Linked DNA regions of Homo sapiens: region 2 is linked to region 1. Evidence: chromatin loops called from intact Hi-C (ENCODE). Cell type or tissue: ascending aorta. All regions are shown on one strand. Each heading gives the region's core, and the rest is flanking DNA. Links, peaks and the distances in the headings are about the cores only. Region 1 has its middle 60 kb from the start of TEX41. Region 2 overlaps TEX41 (testis expressed 41).

The links. Peaks named below come from ENCODE experiments on the same cell type or tissue, not always from the same donor. Only the 100,000 strongest peaks of a DNase experiment are listed, where the experiment ranks them.
Region 2: it touches region 1 in a loop (1.8-fold over the local background); 2 of 110 quality-filtered maps call a loop at or near these places.

The regions. Positions count from the first base shown.
Region 1 is chr2:144,605,306-144,610,696 of GRCh38, forward strand. No RefSeq gene overlaps it. Among named protein-coding and RNA genes, the nearest start is that of TEX41, 60 kb to the right of the region's middle. RefSeq lists an enhancer at 3,716-4,217. In ascending aorta, for the core only: no CTCF peak of the experiment used is centred there; a DNase peak (open chromatin) is centred at 2,714; H3K4me3 peaks cover 854 bases; H3K27ac peaks cover 1,943 bases.
Region 2 is chr2:144,712,248-144,717,638 of GRCh38, forward strand. The region is part of intron 1 of TEX41 (testis expressed 41); the gene reads left to right. Among named protein-coding and RNA genes, the nearest start is that of TEX41, 47 kb to the left of the region's middle. RefSeq lists an enhancer at 1-404. In ascending aorta, for the core only: no CTCF peak of the experiment used is centred there; no DNase peak of the experiment used is centred there; H3K27ac peaks cover 1,304 bases.

The DNA.
Region 1 (5,391 bases), core at 226-5,225:
AACTTGATTCTCGGCAATTTCGGCCTAAAATGCTTCTTCAGCTTTTCTTAGACTTTGGCCATCTCAAAACGCAAGTGAAGACAAAATTGGCCCGTAAGATTAATCTTTGGCGAATGAACTTATATCTTAAAAACTAAGCTGTTTCACTTCCTCATGAAAAAGCAAATTTCTTGAAGATAGGTTTCCATTTCATGTTTGTAATCCTGAAGTGCCTAATCTTTGATACATATTTGGGTGGAATGAATGAAAATATCCTACCTCCCCACAAAAGCAAGATATTTTTATTACTGGCTACATATTGTAGTGGAGAGATTGCCTAAGATAGGAAAGGGTCAAAATGTCCAGTTTCTCCTTCCTGTGGTACAAGCTACTAGTCATTAGTCAAGTTACTAAATCTCGCTGAATTTTAGTATTTATAGTTATAAAATGATGAAACAAATAAATTTTCTCCTTAGAGAACAGGTGCTTTGAGATCAAGAACAATGAAATAATAAAATATTGCATAGCCTGGTCAGTACATTACAAATGGAAATTATTATTATTTTGAAGATGTGTTACTGTTTTCTCTATTAAGATTCTTATTTTCCTGTGTTTGGGCTGGAATGATAACCTGTCAACCTTCTTAGTAGATAGTATTTAATTTTATTTTAAATTTAATATCTAAGGATTTTTTTTAAATAGAAGTGGCAATTATATGTGCACACAATTTTAAAACTGCATTTAATTATTTTTCTTTCTTTTGCTTCCCTCTTTTTTTAATGGAAGGGTAATATACTTGCAGAAAAGTGCCCAAATCATTGGTGAAGAAGCTCATATAAACAGCAACTTGATCAAGAGGTCAGCATGTCAGAGATTCCCTCACGCCCTTTCTAATCACTACCCAACTCCCTCCACCTGAGAGGGGACCAGGGTCCGGGCTTCCAATACTATCACTTAGTTTTCCAAAATATCATGTCAAAATGGAGTGGAATCAGGGCATCTGCTAAGATGTGTGACAGCAAATTCGCCTCTGGGCAATTCGTCTCTGGGTTTTAATTGTGTACTTTAAAACTAAGGAGGCTAAACCTTTAAGTTTCTTTTCCATCTCAGCATTTAATGATTCTGCTAAAAGACAATCTGTGTGTTTAAGTTAGCACTATTTTTATACAACATCTACTGTGGTTTTTCATCTCAGGTGGAAGTTCACAGGAGGCATGTGCTAAATGAAAGGTGGCCAGTTAACTGTATCCTCTACCATGAATAAAACCAAACTCCTAATCCAACATGGGCCCAAGAGGAGTAGGTGAATGAGGACTGATGAACTGAGGGAACTGAGGGCATTCCACCTCTCCCACAGTCCTGGAAACATTGCCTCAAAGCACTCTCTTCTGCTTGGTGCCTTGGGCAACAGCACTGTACACAAAGAGCAGAAAATCCCCTGTAATTTGATCATTTTAGATGTAGCATTCAATTGTGGGATGAATATAAACTTCTGCCATTTAGCAATTAAAATACTGTTTGGGTAGCAATGTAGACTACATAAGTAATTAAGATCTCCTTTTTGTCTTACTGGTATCTAGAAGGAACCCATCATTCTATGACTTCTGTCCTCAGAAGCTGAGTGAGATGAGGAAGAACAAATTAGGATAACTTCCTCCAAAAGTCAAAACAATAAGCCCTGCTGCCTTCCTCCAGTCTGTGGCACATGCTGTGCCATGGTTTGAGTTTTCTGTAGTTGTAGGAGTCTTTTTATCATGAGGAATGTATTTAAATGGTTTTACTCTATAATCTCTCCTGAACGATTTCTTCACATGGAAGGATTCATTTTTAAGGTGACCAAAGAGATAAGTGAGTGAGAACCTACTTTCCAATATGCCCAGGACCCCGAGACACTAAGTCCCCAAGGGAAACTACACAAATCTCCAGGACTCGAGGGGACATATTACTCCAATACTTCCTGTTCCGGGCCTGAACCAGGACACGAGTCTTGACCCCTGTCCCAAAGTAATCTCTTCCCCAAGATGTTCATGTGGAGAAGTAGAACTCAAGTCTCTTTTCCTTGGGAAACACTGCATAGAACCGCATGGCCCACGGAAACAACAAAAACTTGATTGCTCCCAGTCGTGGTGCCTCAAAGTCTGTTTTCAGTTCCTGGTCATGGCTGCCCAGGTTGGGGGCATGGTGAACCACAGGTTCACACGATATTATGTGCCACAGCTTGATCCAACGTTAGGAAGGGCAAGAGACACACACATATCCTCCTCTGGTCAGTTATGGAAGGTGTCTTTCCACTCCTGCAGGGGAATCCGTATTCAACTGAGAATGAGCAGTTGTCTCCCCTGTAGCCTTGTTGGTTGAGGAGAATGCTTTCTGCTTACCTTTGTGAAAATTGCTTAAATACAATTACACTCCCAACCAGCATTTCCCCTGTCTCTTCCAATGTCCAACAAGAAACCCAACCCCCAAATCTAAACACCAGACAAGTAGCTAGAAAAATGAAAATAAATGTTCAAATCCAAAAGCTGTGTGCTTCTGTGATTGAAAATCTTTTTCTTAGCGAGTGGGAGTTGCTTTCATCATTGCTGGTCATATGTTTTTGTTTTTCATTTTCTGGTGGAGAAGTTTTCTAGGGTATTTTTCAAACTTTCCAGCTTAGCAAAGCGTTGGCTAAAATTGAAAAGAGAACTAGGCGTCAAGTCGGAGGCAGCATTAGGTTTGTTCTTGTGGGGGGGGCAGGTTGCTGACACAGCGAAAATAAGACAAAACATTTGAAACTTCTGGCTTTGTACTTCTCAAATGCCTCTTTTAGAAATCGCTTAAGTCGTTATTAACATCCACCACCCACCTTCCCTTTTTGGTCCTGACATTGGGTAATAATAGATAATGTTGACATATGTTCCCTGCTGGTCAGAAATACTATACTTCTGTGAAAGGTAACATTTTCAAGCTATGACAAAATGTATTTTACTTGGACAGAACATTAGTTATTGGACTAATCTCAGAATGTGGGCTGTGGGGTAAAAGTTTTAACATTTTAGTTGTGGGAGAAAGTTTGTTGAGAGAGTAAAAGCATCAGTATGGGGTTTGTTTAGCTTTCACCATTTCCAAAGGTATTGGCTTGCTGTCAAACTCTCATGTCCTTAGGAATGTAAAGGAAACATTCTCAGTATGTATGAAGAACAGCTGTCCATGGACGCAGCAACTTTCAAAAATGATTACACCCAACTTTCCTGCAGTATGGATTATGGAATCAAAAAATATTTTTTCACTGTGTACCAAAGAATTCCGTTTTACAGGCCAGTTTTGAAGCTTTTAACTGCATGAGACATATGCTGCAGTTCTGTTGTTTGTTCTCCATGTGATGTACTATGAAATGTGTTTTTTAAAAAGGGGGAGAAAAAGAGGAGAAAGGGAGAGAGTGAGAGAGAGGAAAGTGTGCAAATTCTTCTGATCAAATGTGGTCTTCAAAACTACTTTTGAAACTAATTTAGGGGATGAGTTAGGAAATGCCCCAGCTGGCTTCCATGCTACCGAAGTCTGAACAGCCCTTTGCAAAGCTGGAAAAATTGATTTTGTTTTGAAGGCTCACACAGACTTTAGTGTTGTGGAAGTTGGACAGAGTTTTTATTGAATCTGGTCCTTTGTGTTTTATGACAGTCTGAATGGGTATTAAGATTCCACGAATAAATCCCCTGCCATTTCTGAGATTTCTGATATAAACATGAGCTCCGTCAATTTGTTCTCTGTACAAATGTCTTTCAGAATGTTAACAAACATGGTGCATTGATGAATGGGCTGGCCTATGGAGTGCAGTCTGCTTTACTTGGTAGGGCATGTTGCTATGATTTTTCTTTTGTTTCTCAATGCTATGGCCACCCAGAAATGGGGGCTGTTGAGGGGTGGTGAACTTCAAGACTTGAGGACAGGGGAGAGTTAGCTCAAGGCTGGTTGGAGAAGTGGTGTTAATGGCCTTCAATTGAAAGTCTGGCCAGACACCACATCAAGGGGATTGTGGATTGGCCCTCAGGAAATGTATTAAGTCTTTTCTTAAGTGCCTCAGGTGAATTACTTAGAGGAACACAGGTAGCAAAGAAGAGAATATATTTTTAAGATATAATCTTTCTATATTCTGCATAAGTTTGTATTTTTTCAGTGTACTTTAAACTCAAATGTCAAATTGATAATACCCTAAAATTAGTTTCCAACTAAATACTATAATTTAAAGCAAGCAAGCCAAAAAAATTAAGTCTCAGTTTTTATGATAAAAATTAGGTCATGTATAATATAAACACTTTTGAAGGAGAATTATGATAGAGTTTCAGGAAATGTTATGTTCCACAATTAATGGTAGTAAAAAGTTGTATATTGTATAATTTGAAGTTCTGTAATGTGTAACTATCATTTTAGGTATAATTCTGAACTTAGCATTGGGTTTTCATTTTGAAGCACAAGCCCAAATCTTAGTGGCCTAATCTTATTCTTCAGATATTTAATGCCCAGACGGGAGCTGTAATGGCTCCTAAGAATTTCTTATGTGGTTAAACTGCCCAGCAGTGTCCAGCTCTTTACTTAGCTTTTACATAATTGCCTTCTAGGGTGGTTATCTGGTATATGGAGCCGTTCCCTAGCCATATTCTCCTCTACACATTGCCCTTCCTGGGGACTTAGTACAGAACCTGGGTAATCAGTTTGGGGTTCAATTCACATTCATGATGCAATCGATGCATTAATGGGGATGTTTCATGGGAGATTTTAATACACTCTGTTATTGGCGTTATAAATTGGGCCAGTTAACTTGATGTACTTCTCTTTGTGGTCCAAATTCTGCCCTCTGTTTCTTACTTGAAATTCCCATTGAAGTAGTAATTACCAAGTGGAAGAATACTAAAAATGTTCAGCCAAATTCTGTTCTATGTTGCTATCATGTAACTCCCGATGAAGTTAATTACGACTTAGTCAGAACTAGTGCTACATCTTAAGGGCTTTGGAACTCTGTGATCTGCCATCCAAGACACCAGGCCAGCAGCCTGCCTTTAAATATCTCATTTTAAGAGGTAAATTGACCCTGTTGAAGGTAAGAAATGGCTATTGCCAGTAACTATATGTGTAATGGGGCTTAAATAGTAGAACTTAACATATTTGAACCTCAGGAAGTTTGATCTTTTTGTAGTTTTCCTCTTTGGGGAAGCCTGTTTCACAGAAGCTTTAATTCTCTTTAGTGCACTGAGTCTATTGATATGAGTTACCTCCTGTCCCATTCTCCCAAGCATCCCTTAACTGTAACAGTATATAATTTTTATTTCCATTAATTATATAACATTTGCTTAAGTCATCACTACTTAGCTATTATTTCCTGGAGCTAAACCATTATCTTCCTTAAATACAGATGTTTATATTATGCATAATATAATT
Region 2 (5,391 bases), core at 179-5,178, 110 kb after region 1:
AGGGAACCAGAAAGTTAGCTTTGCTGGGAAGATTGAGGCAAGGAAAACCATGGTGAGGGAAATGCCACTACTGTTAAAATTCAGCTGTAGGAGTACATGAATTTGCCTGCTGTGCTTTCAGAACCTTCTTGCATTTCTTTAGCTTTGTGTCTCTTTTATCTATCACACTGCTTTTAGTTTTAAGAAAACCACTCTTTGCTTTGTAAACATCATTTGAATCTTTCTCCCCTGGCTTGACCTGGTAATCACTATACTGTTTTCTAATTGGAATGAGGTGTTTATTTGGCTTTTCAAAGACCACCCCCCCCCAACCCCTGCAGCCCTGCCACCTTTCAAGAACTTAATTTTTAAAAACTAGTTCCTTGGTTTTTAGGTATATATTTCTAGTTCTGATGTGTTAAACTAGTCCAATGTGTCTTGAGCTTCCATGCTGGAATGCTGCTTGACTCTCTTCCAAACTGAAGTGCTTAAAAAATGTGAGGCACTACAACTATTTTAAATCTCTCTCTACGCTGCACATGGTGATTTAAAATAATTGAAGCTCTTCAAATTTTTATATGCTCTCAAATTTGGAAGTGATTGGTTCTGAGCATGTGCAGTACACAATGATTTAAGGTTATTAGAGTCTCTCAAATTTATCATGAGTGTTTCAGCTTGTGAGTGATAGGGGAACCTGGACTTTGGCAGCTAAAAATAATTTAAAAATTATCATTACACTCTGATGTTATAGAGGTGATCAGAATTCTGGACACTTGTGTACATTTTAAAGCTCACTGTTAAAATGACTCCTTTTTTAGATGCAAAAGGTAGTATTAGCCCACCAGAAGATGCATTTAAATAAACCACCTAAAATGCACCATAACAGAATTTTACTTTCACTGACATATTCCCCATTGATGACCTGAATAGGATCATGATTTTAAAGCCAAATGCTCAAATTTGGCAAGAAAAAGAACTGTTGTCTTCTAGCCCAATCATAACAAAGATATGTATTCAGTAAAAATACCTGACACGTTCTGGTGACAACACATAGAACCTATAGTCTGTCCTCATAAATTATACCATTTTTTGCTTTAAAGGACAAGGGGCTTTTGAACTACTACATAAATGATCACTTCTAATACATGGCTAAATTAGTTTTTTATTTAAATATTCCAAATAAAGTGCTTTTATTAAAGGTTATTAAACTTAAAAATGTGTATTTTATCCTCTCTTAGATGAAATATATGTGTTCATTTCTTAAGCCTTCTGTTTGCTTTGGTGGATGTTGAACCAAGCACAAAGAAAGGTACTTACTTATGAAATGTACAAGATAGAATACTCAGATGATTTACTTGGTCACTTGATGGTCACTTAACATTCCTTAGATCTTTTACCAAAGGATATTCTCTGAGCGGGAGCAGGAATATTTAAACTTTTGCTGAGTGCCCTGATGCCAGGATTCTAACATGTAAGGTAGATTTATGGTTCAAAGATAATATTATATAAGAAGAAATCCAGTCATTAAGAAGTCAGCTAAAATTCTTAACATGTTTTGTTTGTACCTTTGAAAGCCACATGGATGCTCTTTTACTTGATTTAAATGAAAGTGACAAAGGTGAAATTCCAGCACATTTCTCAGTCACTTCCCTTCCTCAGTAAATGTTTTCATTTTGATAAAAATTAGGATAAGTTGATTATGGATTTTATTTTTTTTAACCAAAACCTGGAGTTGGAGTTTGAAGTATTCTGGCACATGAAAACCATCTGATCTTATAAACTAGCTTTATAAATCCCCATATTTTTAATAGGGCAGAAATTTAACAGGATTAGAAATAGAAAATGCTAATAATAGAAACTATGTTGTATTTGGGATTTCTGTAACCCTGGGGATTTAGGGCTGTGAACTATGTAAAGTTCCACATTTGGTATAGCAGTCAACCTTTGCCCTCCAATTTATTATTAGTTTTTAAAGTTTGAAAAATTTTCTTATGTTTATGTATTTTTAGTCTCCAGTATTACTTTGCTCGTTTGTGCTGAATTTTGACAGGCAGAAAAACAATCTAGGCGAGCTTGTTCAATTTTTTGTGGCTGTGCTAAATTAAGAACATGTCATGTCAGTGGACTAGCGTTATGCTATTAAATAATTGAATTAATCTTTATTTAGGTCACAGGTAGAATGAGTATAATCTTTGCTGAACACGGAAGAATGCCTGGAAATTGCCTACTCCCAAAACATAGTTACACCAAAACGAAGTTTGTGCTTTTAGCTCTATCAGTTTGAAGTCCTTGGAAATGGGAAAAGTTACTTGGAAAGACTAACCTACGTTTGAGAGTTAGTTCAGTAGACCAATTCAAGTAAACATCTTGTATGTATTGATATGACTTTAAAAATAAAGAATGCCATTATTCCATATTTTAGTATTGCCTGCAGGGATAGCTGTTATAGTTTCTGAAACAATAAGAACATGAGTTACCATTAAAAAAAATAGCACACAGAATACACAACCCTTGGCCTTGAGAGACTGTTAAGGAGGTTTCTCAGGTTAAAACTCAATGTCCTTTTCAATTGCTTTGCAGTTTTATAGAAAGATCAGCTTAGTAAATCTTTTTCTATCACATATAAAATAGATCCCAGGAAGAACAAAAGGGATAATTAAAAACACCCTGAAACATAAAACTCGAAGCATGATATATGTGTTTGTTGTGTAGGTGTAAAAATATTTTTAATTTAAAAATTCTAAGAGAAATGATTAATACATTTGATTTCAAAGCAGTGAAGAGAAAAAGCCACTTCTGTACATCAAAAATAGCAAAATTGAAATACAAACAATAAGAAATATTTCTATAGATATCACAGCTGAGTTAATATCTATAATACAAAAATATCTAAATATATATAAAAGAATTAACACCTTAGTAGATAAAGAGGAAGGGGTAAAAAATGGTGAAAATAAAAATAGTTAAATTTATGAAAATAAGATATAATGAAATGGACTGTATTTAATATAAAATGAATAGGTTGAGATTAATATAATTATAAAATTTCTTAATTACAAGCTGTAAACATTTAAAGAAGGCCGTCATTTATTAGGTACATGTTTTTGAGTCTCTGCCAGGTACTGTACTAGGTTCTGAGGATATAGCTGTGAGCAAGATGTAAATAGTATACAGCCTGGAGAAGCTTGAATCTCTGGTTGGATTACAGAAAGTTAACAGGCAAATACAGGATGGTGTGATGATCACTTTACACCCAATCCAGACTTGGGGAGTCAGAAAAAGCCTCTCAAGGGAAGGAAGACATGGGTCCAAATGATTAGCATCATCCTTGTCTCTGCTTTTTCCCACAACCCTCATCCAAATCCCTCAGCAGACTTCTCATAACTACTTTTGAGATACACCGAGAGTCTGACCACTTTTGCATTCTTTAGTCCTATTATTCTGCCCAAGCTGCCATCACCCCTCTCCTGGATTATTGTTATAGCTTCCCACTTGGTCTCCTGCTTCCATTCTCCCAAACTATTCTGTTTTTGACACAGCCACCACTTCTGCATTCTTTAGTCCTATTATTCTGCCCAAACTGCCCTCACTCTTCTCCTGGAACATTGTTATAGCTTCCCATTTGGTCTCCCTGCTTCCATTCTCCCAAACTATTCTGTTTTTGACACAGCCACCAGGCACTTATAACCTGTGCCTTCTCACAATCCTGCAGAATTTCACAAGAAGACCCAGAGCCTTCTCTGATCTTCTCAACCCTTCATGATCCACCCCAGGAGCTTGTCTTATCTGAACCATGCTATTATCATCCTCTTTCTTCTCTTCCCCAAATGCACTAAGTTATTTTATCACTTCATGAGTTTGTACTTGCTGTCCTCTAGACTAGGAAAGCTTTTCTCTCAAATACGTGTATGACATTGCTTACTCACTCTGTCCATGTTTCTGCCCAAAGATTACATCATCAGAAGCCTTCCTTGACACCCTGTGTAAAATGGCGGTCCATGTCTTGCTCTGTGCTTTCACTTTACTTAGCTTTTCCTTATATTATTTATCACGTCTTGACATATTTACTATTCATTATCTGTCCCTAATGTAAGATTATTGAGATCAGGGACTGTCTCACTGAGGGTTCAACCAAAGAAACAGAATCAATAGGAGTCTGCCTATGTATGTATATATGTATGTATGTATGTATGTATGTATGTATGTATGTATGTATGTTTCTATCATCTATCTATCTATCTATCTATCTATCTATCTATCTATCTAAGAACTGAATTGTATGATTGAGGAAGCTAGTTAAGCAAGTCTAAAATCCAAAGGGCAGCCCTTCTGAAAGAGAAGATTATGGGCTGGCTGAAACTCACAGGCAAAGGCCTATGCTGCTGCCCACAGGCAGAATTTTTTTTCCAGGAAGCTCAGTTTTGCTTTTAAGGCTTTCTGATGAACCACATTGGCCACCCAGATTATCTGAGATGTTTTTTCTTACCTAAATTAAGTGATTATGGATTTTACTTATATCTGCAAACTCCCTTTACATCAGCATCTAAATTAGTGTTAGATCTAGATTAGTGTTGGTTAAATAACTGGAGACTCTATGCTTGCCAAACTGACCCATCAGAAAAACCATCACATTGGAAAAACTTTATCTGCGAATCAATAGAGCCCCAGACACACAGAGGGAATTTAACTTATTCAGAAGCATTTCTGCATAGGTCTCTGCTAGGTGCTCAGAGAATATTTGGGAAAAAGGAAGAGAACTGGAGAGAGTCCCCTCAATGCTTTAGGTGTGAAGGAGGTGATTGGCTGCCAGGAGTAGGGAGATATAAATCTCCTTTCCTGGACACTTTTCTTCTATGAAGAAAAGAACCTGTCAAGGGAAAAGCAGTAAAGCCCCTCTTTCAGGTTCAAGTATTTCTTCTGAGGAGAAGAGGAAGCAAAATTTGTCTGCTTCTTGCGGAGGGGACAGGAGAACGGAGGGATAGGAGATGATCTCTTAGGAAACAAGCAAAATTCCATTGCTGTTAGAAATGATGAGATAGTGGAAACAAACAAACATAAAACATCCTATCCCCAGGAGAGCAGCAGAAACCCGCCTTGGGCTCAGAATCCAGTATATATAACAATCAGAGATCTGCTACTTTTAGGGGAGAGATGGAAAACTCCCACCCAACTACAGATAAAAGGTAGAGTATTGCTGCCATGAATAGGTGGGGCAGTAATGCTGAGAGGGCCCAGGCATGGGCCTAAGACTGAGGCTGGACTGGGACAAGAGAAAACTTCCTTATCCCCATCACAGCTTGGTGCTGAATAACAAGGGACAAAACAGTTTACTACTGAGGGAGGGAACAAGGGCAGGGAGAGAAACCCATATGTGGTGTAGGTCTTCACCATAGGCTGAAAGTTAATGAGAGA